2 separate regions of the Mus musculus genome follow, and region 1 is linked to region 2. Evidence: chromatin contacts called from ENCODE Hi-C or POLR2A ChIA-PET data. All regions are on one chromosome and are shown on one strand. Each heading gives the region's core, a stretch centred on a gene start or an enhancer-like site at or near the end of the contact. The rest is flanking DNA. Distances are from core to core; before and after follow the strand shown.

Region 1 (5,037 bases), core at 970-3,469, 37 kb before region 2:
CATAATTTAATTTTCACTTGACCTTAAAGTATTTAGTTAACATTTGAAAATCAATAAAGTTAATTTAGAATATATAAAATGAATTCCTGAAAACCACTACTTTTAGCACCCTAACCAGGAGAATCACCAGCACACAGAAACTTAGGCTGTTACACCTCCCTGACCCTGCCAGGAGCTGAATCAGCAGGGGCAGAAGCGGCACCGTGTGGCACTCGAGTGGCTTTGAAAATCACGGATCCCACCACCCACAACAGCAGCTTCAGACCTGTGAGGTGAGTAGGCTCCTTGCCTGCTAAGGAAGGGACTAACAGAAGACCCAAAGTCACCAAGCAAGCAGGAATAGTCAAAGTGTCCACCAAAAATGAATGGACCAACAAAAACACAAACATAGAAACAGGAAATATGGGTCAGAAAACATTACGTACAGGACATAAGCCAGATACACAAGTTCAAATATTCTAATTCCACTTACATGAAGTATCTAAAGCAGGCAAATTAATGGATATAAAAGTACTAGAAACTGGGTGGTGGGGGTAAGTTAATTGCTTAACAAATATTTAGTCTTATTTAGTCTCAGGGGTGATGAAACTTTTAGAAGTAGATACTGATGGTTTCCTAGCAACTGTCTATGTAACACTAATGTTACCAGACTATGTATCTTAAAATACTTACAAGTGTAAAATTAAATGTTACTTAACAATCTATAGAACAAATTAATTTTAATGTATACAACATATTATTCAGCAAAATATTAACAAACTGAATCTAGCAATGTAGACAGATAGATTCCATGCAATAACCAAGGCTTTTGTTCAGGTATACAAACTGTCTCAAAACTTAGAACTCAACCATCCTAACATGTAACTCTCGATCGTCAGAAGAACTGAAAGAGTCCTGAACAACCCTGTGCTCATTCCCAGCAGAACTGTCTGCAAGGTGGGGAGGTGAGACTGCCCCAAGCTCGCCTTCAGGCGGCCCTGAGCAAGGCTTCAGTGCACTCTCTGGGGCTTGTGCAGCACAGGCTCTCGACGGCACTTTGTTCAACATACTACCAGAAACCCTGCACACAAGAAGACTAAAACAACTTTTTTCCCCAAAGAAATAAAACTGTCTCCATTTGCAGACTAGATAATTGTGTTTGTAATAACAAAGAGGGATAAAAAAAGAAAAAGTGAATTACTTAGAATAAGTAAGTTTCGCAAATTTGCAAATACAAACTCAACCCCCAAATAGAATCATATTTCTATATATTAACATAAATATGTGAGAAATTATCCAAATTTAATGAAATACTTAGGTGCTGTATAGCACACATATACTAAAATCTACAAAAAGATGACAAAGGAAACCAAAGCCTCCATAATTAGTGATGCAGCTACTGGCAAGCTGCCCTGCTCCAGTAATAGCTCACCACCCATCTTGAAAGTAGCCCTAACTCTACTTGGTGGGCCACAAAGCAACAAGATATGGTGCACGTGGGCATGGGCATGGCGGGCGGGGAGTGGGAGACAACGGCCTTGCTAGGAGGAAAGAGTTTGGCGGGACCTGCAAGGGGTGGACGAGAGCAATGACGACAGGGGCTGAAAGAAACTGAAGGGCACTATCTACATGCAAGAAACCAAACAAGTTTAGAAAATATTTTCCGATGGAAAAATACTTTTAAAAAGTCTAAATGGACTGCCTGGAGTGGTGGCGCACACCTTTAATCCCAGCACTTGGGAGGCAGAGGCAGGTGGATTTCTGGTCTACAGAGTGAGTTCCAGGACAGCCAGGGCTACACAGAGAAACCCTGTCTCGAAAAAACAAAACAAAACAAAACAAAACAAAACAAACAAATAAAAGGTCTAAATGGGCAAACATGCCATACTCATTGGCTGAGAAATGTAAATATGTCCAATCTTTTCATTAGATCCTATGAAAATCTCAGGACAGCTTTCTGTACACACAGACTAACTTGACAGTATTTTTTGACTTTCAAAAGGTTTGATGCGAGTATGAAAATGGTATCATTGAAGAGCTCTGGAAAGCCTTTCTTTCACAAAAAGCGACCAACAATTGAAAGAGTGCTGGCTCACATTCTAAAAGACACCAAAAATACCCAGCGGAACTGGTGGCATTTACCTGGCTCCTCTCCCATTCTCTTCTCTCTGGCTTTGTGGCAACTCTATCACCAGTCACCTCCACAGTGGGAACCAGCCTGGCAGTCACCAGGGAGGCAGGAAGGCCTGGCAGGCCTTCAAAGGTTCACTTCCAAAGAGCTGTCTACGTGACCTGTACGCTGAGTCCCTGTGAGGCTCCACCTGGACAGCTTTGATCTGACACAGAGCTGTCTATCTATAGAAAGTTTGGACCCTAGGAACATTGGTCAGAGAGATCAAGGTGTTTCAGGTTTGCTTTTAATCTAAACCGATTTCATCCTGTAGGGCAAATAACTATTAGGGAAAAGTTTCTGACATTTTTACTAAAGACTGAGCCTTGTTTTGCTGGTGTAAAACACTGCGACACAGCAACAAGCCTAAAAAGGAGGCAGAGAGAGAGCCTGGCTGCTGTTCCTCCGCACACACATCCCTGTTACCTGCAGAGAGCTGGCTCCAAACGGACCCTGGGAATAATTCTCAAAGCACACAGCTCCCCTGACCGAGGATGGCTGCGAGCGTATTCCTATGTCTCCCTAGACCCTGCAGAGCCCTATGAGGCCAGGCCTGAGAACAGAGGTGGTGAGCAGGAGGCCCTCAGGCAGTACAGAGCTTTTGTTGATGCCCATCACCTGCTGTAACTCCAACATGACATCATAGGCCTTCCAGAACTTTAAATCTTCTGACCATTTCATTTTTAAGAAACACAAATAATCATTGTCTTTTAAGGAAATAAAAGTTTAGTTTTGCAGTTTACACAAGCTTGGCTGTGCAGCAGAGCCCTGGAAGCCACAACAGCAAGAGGACCAGAGGCTGAAGCTGAGAACATCACAAGTGCTGAAGGATGCAGAAGAACCAGAAGAAACAGTGTGAGCTCAGGGCTGGAGGGGATCCTCCCACTGGTACAAATGAGAGCCTTGACAACACAGTCATGGGGCACAGTGCCAGACACTGGTAATCTCGGCAGAGGAATGGGTAGAGAAGCCAGCCTGCTCTACATGGTGAGGATGAGTTCTAGTCCACCCAGGCCTACAGACCCTGTCTCAAAACAATACAGGCACACGCGCGCGCGCGCGCACACACACACACACACACACACACACACACACACTCCACCCACGACTCCCACCCCCTTGTACTGCTCTCCATTTTAAAACAAGACCATGAGTAAAAAGAGAATATATGAACCCTGAAAAAAGCCAAGGTCAGAAAGCAAACCCCTGTAAGCACAGCCTGCCCGGGCATACACACTGCACCTGCCCGGGCATACACACTGCACCTGCCCGGGCATACACACTGCAGCAACTTTTCATCAAGGAAGTGGCTCTCTGGGAGCAGGCGACCAGAACCCAAGAGGTAGAGCGAATCCAGCTCGCTTTGCCTTTGGACTACATCACTGGCCCTTGGGGTTTTGTTTTTGTTTGCTTGTTTTGCTTTTTTGTTTTAAGAAAGAGCTCATCTTGTAGATTAAGCTGGCCTTGAAATCATGATCTTCGGGCCTCAACCTCTCAAGTGCTGGGATTACAAGTATGTGTAAGGAAGTTCTGTTTGATCTCGAGAGAGGGTGGGTGGGATGACATTGTTTGGTGGTGAGTTTCAAACTAAAGACCATGCCCCTGTTAGGCAAGCTCTTTACCACTGAGTGGCAGCGCAAGCCTCTCAAAATTTTAAGTCAACAACAAAAGGACAGCACCAGGTTTTGTTCTGTTTTCTAAATCTTTTCTATAAAATCTACCTTAATTGCATTTCAATACTATATAAGCATGGGGTAAGATAATGTATATCCCAGAACTTCATACTTAACAGCTCTTTTATGTGTAAAAATTCTTTTTGTATGGGTTTGTCTGCATGTACATGCAAGCCAGAGGCCAGCCTCAGATGGTGTGCCTCGGGAGACATGCACCTTGGGTGTTTGTTGTTGAGACAGGTTCTCTCGTTGGCCTGGAGCCCACCAAATAAGCCAGGTTGGCAATGAGCTCCAGATCTGCCTCTGCCTCTCTGGTGCTGGGATCACAAGCGTGTGTCACTGTGCCTGGCTTTCTTACATGAGTGCTGGGGAGTGAGTGACTTATAGTCTCATGCTGGCAAGGCACAGCTCACCAAGCCCACAGCCCATACAATCTGTCAATACTGCCTGCATGTGTGGTGAGGGAAGTGAGGCGCAAACAAAGCCGCTAAGGGAACTGCCAACTGTGGTCATCTACTTGCCCAGCATGCTCCTCCCCATACACTTCTAACGTTTGAAATTATTCCAAACAAGCTTAGACCAGGTGTAATAGTATAACACACCTGTAATTCCCGACACTCTGGAGGCTGAAGGGGAGGATTACAAATTCTTGCTACAGAAGGGGGGAACAGGGAAAGATAGGGGAAGAAAAAAACATTTACAAAAAGAAAAGGCACTTATGTAGACATAAAAAAAATCTAACACTAGATAGCTACATGTGTTTTTACAAGGCATATCAAGGTGCAGTAGATTCACTTAAGTATGCCATGTGAGAAGTGCTGGTTACAAAGGTGACTAGTGTCCTTACTGCTACCACAACTGTTACAGTAATAATAAACTTTTTGGTCCCACCCGTCAATGGTAGCAGCCCTTGGGAGAATGAACCCCGAATCTCACTGGGCAGCACAGTAGAGCTGACCCTGGTGGTGGGGGAAGTGGGTATGCTGGCCCTGAGGGCATGAGGGCAGAAGAGCAGGCTACAGCTCTTGCTGGCCCAGCTAGCCAGTGGGGCATTGGAGCAGTGCTGGAGAGCAGGCCCTGGAGGTGTAAATGCAGGAGAGCTGGCAGGCTGACCAGCTCAGCCACCACCCAGGCCCAGATCCAGGACTCTGAACTGTTTCACCCCAACATCTATCTACACCATCTATGAACTGCCAGAGCCTGTGAAGGGTTTGG
Region 2 (5,211 bases), core at 1,486-3,985:
TCCTGTGGTCACGTGGTTCAAACACGCAGAACCCCATCGGGCGATCCAGCTTTGCCTGCAGCTTTCCCTTAGGAGACAGGGACTTCTACATTGTCTTGATTTTCTAGGAAATTCTACTGCAATGAAGGGAAAAATATACAAACACACAAAATACCCAGAGAACTACCACTGAATTTGCTGGTAGACCCCTTCTTGGAAAGGTCAAGCTATATTACTTGACACAGAAGATCCTCAGGGAGTAAAGAGATAAACTAAGCTTAGCTATCATTATAAGTCTGACCAAACTTCCTGAAAACAAAAACAAAAACAAAAAAAACAAGAAACAAAAACCAAAAACTCAACAGCACTGGGGCAAATGTTATATTAGTGCCACATCAGAGGCCAAAGACATTGTGTCACAGTCCTGGGTGAAAATCAATTCCATTTTCTCTACTTATTCAAAATAAAAACATGACTGGAATTTGATCTAGAAGCAGCATGTTTTGAGAGTAGAACATTTATTGAGAACGTTTTTGGAACGTGTGATTAAAACCAGACCTACTTATGAGAGACTAAGTCATATGATCTATATTAATATAATTACTCCTAATATCTTACTTAAATAACTATTTGGTCCATACAAACTGTTCCCCCTGATACTGCATAACCACAAAAGCTGTCTGATTCAGCCAGGCCCAGTGGCTGATTCAATCACTTCCTTTCATACTTAACACGCTGGCAGCTATTCTACAGGCTCAGCCCTTATATATATTTATGAATATTAGAGAGGTGCATGGACACGTAAATTATGCAAATGGAAATACACAAATATATTTTAGACTAATGTCTTCAAACAATAACTTTATTTACTTAACTGTACCCCCAAAATTAGTGTATAAAATGACAATTGAAAAATAATACACTTTAGAAGGATAATGAAAACTTAGATTCAATCACTACTTCAGTTCCCAGTTCGTGAGACTCAAAAGCACCTAGCTAGGCGCCTATACCACACAAGGCAATCAATAGCAAAGCAAAGCCAGCGCCCCTCTAGGTCACAGTGAAGCACACAAGTACACATGCCCATTCAATTATCACACTATAAAAGGTTCACTCAACACACATGGGCAAATGTTGGCTACCATGGCCACCCATAACAACACTAAACTAACAGGGGATCATAAATAATAAGAACTATGACAATCCCAGGCCTGACCATCTTAAAGCAGCATTTTTTAATGTTTAAAATAATCTTGCCTCTGCCAAATCCCTGCTTGCCTGTTAACCAGGCTGACTCTGTTTATAGAGTTAAGTGAGAGAATATAATGTTTCTAAGGAAAATAAATAATAAACTGACACAGAGTTGCACTTTAAGGCTAATCTGGTTTACTTTACAGCTGCTAGCCAGTAACAGCGACTTTATACAGGAAAAACAAAAATAATCTAACTAGTTTTCTTCTTAGGGAAAAAAAAAAGCAGCATTCACTGTGAATTAATTCATGAAGGTTCTGTGACTGCTCACACTTCTCCTTGGGCTCACGTTCAGAAACAGGTAGTCCAGAACACCCCCACCCCCAAATTAGTCTTCAAGACTGCAAAGTAATTTCTGATCTTGTCAAAGTACCAGTTTTACAACCTTACAATATTAGAGGAGTTATTAAAACTGGAGTGCGGCTTCAATTGTGAGTTACAGGTGAAGGGTGTGCAAGCTGGGAACTTGACATTCGTTTCTAAGGGCTCACACATCAAAGAGAAAGGCACCGAATTACGTGAGGATATTAAAGCAGAAATGGAAACCGGCTTCCAGTAGCTTACTAGAGGCAAATGAGAGTCTATTTAGGGCTAATAACAAACGATCCTCCATACCGCAAAGGGATAGTGAAGAAGGATACTAAGGAAACAAGAGCCTCTTCAAAGAGATGTCCCAGCAAATAGAAATTTTATAAGCCGTGTATTGAAGCCTTTCCACCAGTCTCGCTTTTTTTTTTTCTTCTTTTTTAACCACCGCATTTTAAAGTGAGCTCGGTCCGCATGCCCAAATTAAAACCTGACAAAGGGAAAACAAGAAAAGCGTCCCGCGATCGACCTAGCAGGAGCCACCAAGAAGCCTAAAAGCGGGGTGCCTCCTCGCATAGCGGGCCAAGTGGCAAGAACCTACAAGAGAGCTCGGGAAGTTTTATGGGCACTGACAGTAGACGAGGGAAAGACCGGGACACGGTGAGGGGAAAGGAATCACGGAGCAGCGGCAGAGCCGCGGCGCGCGGCCGACGCGGCAGCTCGCCGAACCCCGAGTCGCCGGCTCGGGACGGGGCTCGACCCAGCAACTTCGCGCCGGCGCCCGTCGCGGGCCTCCCTCTGCCGCCTGTCGCCCGCCGCCCGCCGCCGGCAACCCACCTTCCTTCTCGGCCCGCGCCGCGGCCACCACGAGGGTCATCACCAGGTGCAGCGCTCCCAGGAGGCCCGCGGCTGCGCTCCGAGGACCCCCGCCTCGGCCAGCCGCGGGCTCCAGCCCGGCCGCGGAGGACGTGGAGGCGGCGGCGGCGGCGGCGGCTGCTCCTCCCGCCCGCTTCCCCATCCTGGCGGGCCGGGGGCCGCCGAGCTCGAGGTCCTGCGCGACCCTTCTCCGCGAGGCGACGGCAGCGGCGCGGGAGCCGTGGTCCGGGCTATGGCCGCGGTGCCCGAGGAGAGAGCGGTTGTGGGCCCAGAGCTCGGGCTCCCGGCGTGGGTCTGGGTCGGTGCGTGCGTGGGAGCGAGAGTGTCAGTCACAGTCTCGGCATCGGCATCGCCTACGAAGAGCCGGAACGGAGAGGCCGCGGGTCAGGCACGGCGGGCGGCCATACTGGAAACGGGCAAGGGCCGCGGGCCCCGGCGCTGGCCTCTAAGGGGCGGGGCAGAGCGCAGGGGCCCGCCCCCTCCGTGCCAATACCTGGGCGGCCCGCCGGTTCGCGTGCTCCCCGTGGACTCCGTGAGCTCCGGCTCCTCGCCCCGCCCTCAGAATCACACGGGCTTCACCGACCGGACGGGCCGGGGCGGCCAACCGCACCCTGTCACTGCCGCACGGCCCGGGAGAAGGAGGGAGAGGGACCCGGGCCGGCCAGGAGTTAAGATGGCGGCCGGAGCTTCACGGAGGCAATGACGGCAGTCACGTGGGAGATAGGGTAGCCACGCTGCGCAGCCGCTTTGGTGCGTGGGCGGGGCCCGGCCGCGCCTCCGACGCCGGGACAAACCCGGGTCTAGTGGTACTGCAATGTCCGAGCCTTTCAGAGGGCTGAGTGCGCATCCGGAGCCCAGCGCCGACAGTCCGTGCCAGTGATTTCTCGGGTCGCACCTCTGCCTCTCGGTGGCTTTGACGTGGGAAGTGTTCAGGGTCCGATTCAATTTCTTGCAGTGCTTCCTTAAGAACGGGGGACCCGCCCTCTTTACATTTGTGTCTTCCAAAGCGTACCCAAGAGGGACTTAATGGAACCTTCGTACCTCTTGTTCACAGGAAGCCCTTTTTATGCAGTTTCTTTGCTTGCTTGTATTTGGAAACTTACCATGTGTGTAAAAAGCATTAGTTGGGGCGGGGTGGAGGAACAAGGCGAGGTGTGCCAGAAATCAGACTGGGTTTTCTCTGTCTTGGAATGATCAATATGTTTCTATGCGCATACTCCTTTCAAAGGCCAAAATCAAAGATGGTGTGTCTTAGTCTCCTGTAAGAAGCACCTCATGTCTCCCAGGTTAAAGTTTGAGTGTGTGTGTGTGTTTTTCTGTGTGTCTGTTTGCTCGATACAAGTCTTAATCTAGGCCCTTTGGGGAAGGGGAAGGAAGGATATTGTCACAGTTTGGTAGCCTGGTCACTTCCCCCCAGAGCCTAGCCCCAGAGTCTTTTTTTGCTTTTCTCAGCTTTTGGTTGAGTTAGTCGATCTATTTAAAAGGCCACATTTGCCTATTGCATGTCTTAGAACAAACTAGAAAAGAAAATGGGATTTCAGAAAACCTTTTTTAAAAGGTACTCAACGTTCTTCCTTCTGCTGTCGTCCTGTTTGTGAAGCAAACATGTAAATTAATAATACATTTTGAAGGCGTCCTCACCCCCGATGGCTTTTGGTTTGCCCCCCACCCCCACCCCCAAGGCATTCTCCTTCTGTAGCCTAGGTTGACCTAGAACTCACTGTGAGCCCAGGCTGGAGTGGAACTCATTGTGTTCCTTAAAAGTCAGTAGAATACTGGGATTAGAGGTATATGCCACCATCCCTGACTGCTGTTTTAAAGAACATTAATTTTTTGAATACTAGCACTGAATTTAAGTTAATGGTTTTCAGTGCTGGGTATCCAACCCAGGGCTTAAATTTTCTTCTTAATGTAATGAAATCTCAATAATTATCTCTAAACTGGCTTTTGAAATGTGCCTAAGGTAAGAGATTTATATGGAAGGTTTCTAACACTGGGAGAAATTAAGCCCAAGGAAATGTAAGTGCTTCACTGGGTCATAGTTTAGCTTCCAGGGTGCTGGCAATAGTCCTTCCTCCACTGCCAAACTCGAGGCAAGCAAGTCCCTCCAACCTTGAAAAGTTCACTTCTCTAAAGCAGGCATCAACCACATTCCATATTAACCCTAGGCTCAAAAGCCCCTTGGGAAACAATTTGCATGTGTCATTGGCACTTGAACATATAGGAACATGTTCAGCAGAGGTCAGCTTCTCATGAATCTACTGCCTCTGCAGTGGGCCCTTTTTCTTAACACAAGTTCTTTCCAAGACCCTATACCTAACTGTGTATTTTTGAGCTGTGTTCTTTTTTTTAAATGGCTCCTTGGAATACTTGAACAGGCTTTTACCTGACTCTTTAGAGTCAGCATTTGGGCAGGGGCAGCCCTAACAGGCAAGGTAGTCTTAGGCCGGCCTGTCACTAACACCAATTAAAGAGACAATTAAGTGAAAAGCAGGGCAAGGAGATTTATTCAGTGTGGCCACAGTGGGAAGAGGAGGGTTAAAGGTCCCCAGCCCGCTCTTAGCAGTGTTTAACACAGGTTTCAGTTTAAACGGAGGGAGGGCAAGAGGTAGTCATACATAAGCAGTCTTGATCAAGGCTTGCCCCTGCCCATTTCTTTCTGTAGTCTCCTTGCAATGTGATCTGAGGAGCTATCCAAATTGTGGCAAATCTCTTCCTGGGAGACAGGTTTCTCCTGAGGCTGGCACCCAGGCCTCAGCCTTTCACTTCCTTCAAAGGGATATTTCTGGGGAAATTCCA

What was found. A loop is a pair of places that touch in the nucleus more often than their neighbours do. ChIA-PET counts read pairs that join two places held with the same protein, here RNA polymerase II (POLR2A).
Region 1: a map of heart shows a loop between it and region 2 (1.8-fold over the local background). The contact joins the enhancer-like site here to the promoter of Tmem131 in region 2. A Hi-C loop is called at or near these places in 1 of 37 maps with a recorded cell type or tissue (heart). POLR2A ChIA-PET finds 5 or more read pairs at or near these places in 2 of 5 experiments (Patski and embryonic stem cell).

What each region holds. Positions count from the first base shown.
Region 1 is chr1:36,900,502-36,905,538 of GRCm38, forward strand. All of the region lies in intron 1 of Tmem131 (transmembrane protein 131), which reads right to left. Among named protein-coding and RNA genes, the nearest start is that of Tmem131, 37 kb to the right of the region's middle. Within about 2 kb of position 2,220, at least 1 of the 3 ENCODE cell types and tissues checked has a DNase peak (open chromatin) inside an H3K27ac peak, as active enhancers do.
Region 2 is chr1:36,936,792-36,942,002 of GRCm38, forward strand. It overlaps Tmem131 (transmembrane protein 131), which reads right to left and starts at 2,736. Exons shown (of 41, transcript NM_018872.2): 1 at 2,374-2,736. The coding sequence starts at 2,554.